2 separate regions of the Homo sapiens genome follow, and region 2 is linked to region 1. Evidence: chromatin loops called from intact Hi-C (ENCODE). Cell type or tissue: heart right ventricle. All regions are shown on one strand. Region 1 has its middle 17 kb from the start of CDIN1. Region 2 overlaps CDIN1 (CDAN1 interacting nuclease 1).

The links. Hi-C counts contacts between places; a loop is a spot of excess contacts. Peaks named below come from ENCODE experiments on the same cell type or tissue, not always from the same donor. Only the 100,000 strongest peaks of a DNase experiment are listed, where the experiment ranks them.
Region 2: a loop joins it to region 1, with 3 times the contacts of the local background. A loop is called at or near these places in 4 of 110 quality-filtered maps.

Annotation. Positions count from the first base shown.
Region 1 is chr15:36,561,411-36,563,910 of GRCh38, reverse strand. No RefSeq gene overlaps it. Among named protein-coding and RNA genes, the nearest start is that of CDIN1, 17 kb to the left of the region's middle. In heart right ventricle, no CTCF peak of the experiment used is centred here; no DNase peak of the experiment used is centred here.
Region 2 is chr15:36,611,024-36,613,523 of GRCh38, reverse strand. The region is part of intron 1 of CDIN1 (CDAN1 interacting nuclease 1); the gene reads right to left. It also overlaps the pseudogene LOC751603. Among named protein-coding and RNA genes, the nearest start is that of CDIN1, 33 kb to the right of the region's middle. In heart right ventricle, no CTCF peak of the experiment used is centred here; no DNase peak of the experiment used is centred here; H3K27ac peaks cover 2,434 bases.

The sequences.
Region 1 (2,500 bases):
GGCACTGGTAGATCTAGTGAGGTGTGGGCCCACTTCTTGGTTTGCAGATGACCATCTTCTCATCGTACCCTGACATGGCAGAGAGCAAATAGAGTAAGCAAGTTCTTCTGTTTCTTCTTACAAGGTGTATTAGTCTGTTCCCACACTGCTATAAAGAAATACCTGAGACTGGGTAATTTATAGATAAAAGAGGTTTAGTTAGCTCACAGATTCACAGGGTGTACAGGAAGCATGGTTGAGGAGGCCTCAGGAAACTTACAATCATGGTGGAAGGTGAAGGGGAGGCAAGCACGTCTTACATGCCTGGAACAGGAGGAAGAAAGAGAAAGGGGAGGTGCTACACACTATTAAATAACCAGATCTTGTGAGAACTTACTACCAGAAGAACAGCAAGGAGAAAGTCTGTCCTTATGATCCAATCACCTCCCACCAGGCCCCTCTTCCAACATTGAGGATTACAATTCAAAATGAAATTTGGGTGAGGACACAAATCCAAACCATATCAGAAAGGCACAAGTCCCATTCATGAGGGCTTCACCCTTAGAACTTAATTACTTCTGAAAGGACCCACCTCCTAATACCATCACATTGAGAGTTAGGATTTCAACACATGAATTTGGAGTGGAACATGCAGTTCCTAACAGATGAATAAGTTCATGGAGGAGGAAAGATGAGGGAAAAAGCTTTCATACACTTTCCTTCAAGTGCCAATTAAGGATGTAAAAATAAGGTGAGCCTCCTATCTTTATAGCATCCCACATATATCACTAACATAGGGATTGCTACTACTACTTTGCAATGATCTGTTTCCATTTTTGTCTTCCTCTGTTAGGTCCTCGAGGACAGGGTTTGTATCTTAATCTCTTTGTCCTCAGTGTATTAGACTGTTCTCACACTGCTAACAAAGACATACCCAAGACTGGGTAATTTATAAAGGAAAGACTTTTAATTGATTCACAGTTCTGCATGCTGAGGAGGTCTCAGGAAACTTACAATCATGGTGGAAGTTACCTCTTCACAGGGCAGCAGGAGAGAGAATGAGTGCCAAATGAAGGGAGAAGCCCCTTATAAAACCATCAAATCTCATGAGAACTAACTCACTATCGTGAGAACAGCATGGGGGGAACCTGGCCTCATGATTCAGTTATCTCCAGCTGGTCTCACCCTTGACATGTGGGGATTATGGGAACTACAATTCAAGATGAGATTTGGGTGGGGACATAGCCAAACCATATCATTCTGCCTCAGCCCCTCCCAAATCTCATGTTCTCATATTTCAAAACACAATCATGCCTTTCCAACAGTCCCCCAAAGTCTTAAGTCATTCCAGCATTCACTCAAAAATCCAAGTTCAGACTGTTGTCTGAAATAGGTCAAGTCCCTTCTGCCTATGAGCCTGTAAAATCAAAAGCAAGTTAGTTACTTCCTAGATATAATGGGGGTACAGGCACTGGGTCACTACACCCATTCCAAATGGGAGAAATTGGCCAAAACGAAGGGGCTACAGGCCCCATGCAAGTCTGAAATCCAACAGGGCAATCATTAAATCTTAAAATTCCAAAATGATCTCCTTTGACTCCATGCTTCACATCCAAGTCATGCTGATGCAAGAAGTGGGCTCCCACAGCCTTGAGTAGCTCTGCCCCTGTGGCTTTGCAAGGTGCAACCCCTCTCCTAGTTGCTTTCATTGGGTGTCTGTGGTTTTTCCAGGCACATTGTGCAAGCTATTGGTGTATCTATCATTCTGGTGTCTGAAGGATGGTTGCCCTCTTCTCACAGCTCCACTAGGCAGTGCCGCAGTGGGAACTCTGTGTGGGGACTCTGACCCCACATTTTCCTTCTGCACTGCCCTAGCAGAGGTTCTCCATGAGGGCTCTGCCCCTGCAGCAAACTTCTGCCTTGATATCCAGGCATTTCCATACAGCCTCTGAAATCTAGCAGAGGTTCCCAAACCTTAGTTCTTGTCTTCTGTGCACCCACAAGACCAACACCACATAGGAGCTGCCAAGGCTGGGGGCTTGCAGCCTCTGAAGCAATGTCCTGAGCTCTACCTTGGCCCCTTTTAGCCATGGTTGGGCTGCCAGAACAGACTGGCCCAGGAAACCATTTTTCCCTCCTAGGCCTCTGCGCCTATGATGGGAGAAGCTGTCATTAAAGTCTCTGACAGACCTTGGAGACATTTTCCCTATTGTCTTAGTGATTAATATCAGGCTCCTCCTTGCTTATGGAAATTTCTGCAGCTGGCTTAAATATCTCCCTAGAAAATTGGTTTTTCTTTTTTATCACATCATCAGGCTGCAAATTTTCCAAACTTTTATGCTCTGCTTCCTCTTGAATGCTTTGCTGCTTAGAAATTTCTTCTACCAGGTATGCCAAGTCATCTCTTTCAAGTTCAAAGTTCCACAGATCTCTCTAAGGCAGGGGCAAAAAGCTGCCAGTCTCTTTGCTCAAGCACAGAAAGAATGACCTTTGCTCCAGTTCCCAACAAGTTCCTCATCTC
Region 2 (2,500 bases), 50 kb before region 1:
GCACAACCTGGATCTTGCGCTTCACCGCCTTGATGGTGGTGATCCCAGCCATGGTGCCCACCTAGCTACTGCTCACGCTCCAGTTCCTGCCTCCTCCACTCAGCGTTGCAGCCTCCTCTCCAAAACTGAGTTCTTAAGACAAGGAATCCTTTTTTTATCTTTACATCTTTTTAACTTTACGTCATCAATATATAGCACAGTGACTTGCACCTATTAGCCTTCCAAGTGATGACTTAGTGAAGAATGACCCTCCTCCTCTCATTCCCTAACATCCACACCCGCATACCAAACACACACATCCATTTTAAGGGAAAATGTAAAAACATTGCAACTCACAGACACAGCAAATGAACATGCATTGAGATAACATGTGAACACATAACAGAGATGCCATTGCTAACGGAGATGTTTTGCTTCCAAACACCGTGGTGCCTAACAATTAGTGATTTTAAGCTTCACAAGAATAAGAGAGTGTGTGCTCCTAATTAAGTCTTAGAAATTTTGACTATATCAAATACAGAACAAAAACCTAGTATGTTTTGGCCTCTGCTTTCATTTTGATAATGGCTACAATATCACAAAATTCAAGCAACCAACTGTTACCTTTTTAAGAGATATCGACAAATACTGAGATTGATGGAAACGTTTTCTTAGGGAAAAGATGTTTATGTCCAGACTAAAAATAATGATGCCTGAAAAGAGCACTGTGACCTGTTGATTATATAATCAGTAACCGCTCCCTAACCCAACTCTCTATCTTTACAACATCCAAGAAGATAATGCAGACTAGTCATTGCAGGAAATCTGTAAAAGCCATATACAAGTCCTGACATAGTCAGACCAAATCCAGAACCAGGGAAGTAAAGACGCTCAGCATCATAACATGCCAAGCTTACTAAAAGGCTACGTGACTCACCAGCAATCAGTAAGGCACACACTTTAAAATGGCTCTGAATATGGTGACAAACTTGTTCTCATGCAGCCTCATTCTGATCTCATATCCTAGGAATCCAATCTGATAAAACCCAGCCCATCTATCTCTAATAGATGGGGTGAGGTTCGCTTACGAGGGATAGAAAATACAATCCCAAATAACTGTGGATTATACCGTACAGAAATGTTTGTCTTTCCCAGTAAGATTTGTCTCTTCCACCACAGCAATTTTGCTCCAGGAAGTCCTTGGGACCCAGGCTCCTGTCAGCTCACCATTCTATCAGCCCACAGTTAAGACTGTGGCATGTGCATTCCAGACAGCAAGACTGAGAAAGGATCCTGAAGAAGAGAGACAAGGGCTGTCTCTTAGGGAAGGCTCCACATAAAACTAAGCTGCCACATGAAACTTACGCTTACTCTGCAATAGCCAGAACTCAGTCCCATGGCCATGAAAGATACAAGGACGCCTCTGTTCTTGGAAGTCATGTTCTGGTCAAAACTGGAGGATTCTATCACATTAGAAGAATGAGAAAACAGACACCTGGGGAAAACTACATTTTCTATCATGGGAACAGCACTCTATCCAAGTGAACTCAACAATTATAAATGAAGCTACTATAATTCTGAACAATGTACCACGGCTAAAAGTTGTCTTCATTCACTTTACTTACTCAATAAATTTAAGCCATTTTAAATTCCTACTATATGTTATTCCTTTAAGAGTTATCTCTAATAATTATGAACTTCATTTCACAAACACCATTGGTGAATAACAGAGTGTAGGGCTAGAGATACCACCAAAAAAACAACTTGATATTCATTTGATAAAAGGCAAATGCCTTGCTGATGTTTTTAGTTCAAGACATGATCGATTCCGTTTAGTAAAATATTTACCAACTTTAGGAATAAAGTATTCGATTCCCAAAACACAAACTTTCTTTCTCCTATTCTCTTTCAAGATAATGATAATACTAAGAAAATTTTAAAATCAGCTGATTTTATGAGGTATGGACATTTCATCTCAAAAGAGATGCAGGTATACCTAGATTCACTCAACCAACCCATGATAATTTTGTATAAGTTTCCTTCTCAGTCTTTCTTCATTTCATTAAACCCACCAATGTACATTAAATAGCTACACATTTGGAAGCCTCTTGAAATAGGTGGTTAGTTCACTTATTCAGAATTTCAACAAATATTTATCAAGCACCTGTTTGTTGACAATTTCCACGTGCTGGAGAGTGGACTCTCAAAAGAGTATGTAGCACAGGACTCAGCCTCCCCAAGACTTTTATATTCAAAAGGCATTGCTTCTGGTAAGTAGAAAACACAGTTATTCTCAGAACTAAAGGACTCCCTACTGTCTATCTGAGTATTGTCAATAGCTACCCAGTTCAGTCAGAACCAGATTCTCCAACTGTACCTAAACAAATTGCCAAGAAGTGCTAAGGCCTCCCCCAAAAAAGCCTGTTATAATAAGTTCTTTCAAATAACTTGTTAAAAATGATCTTACTACAGAATGTTATGCAGATAATTTGGGTAACATAACGCTAAGAGAATGAGTCAG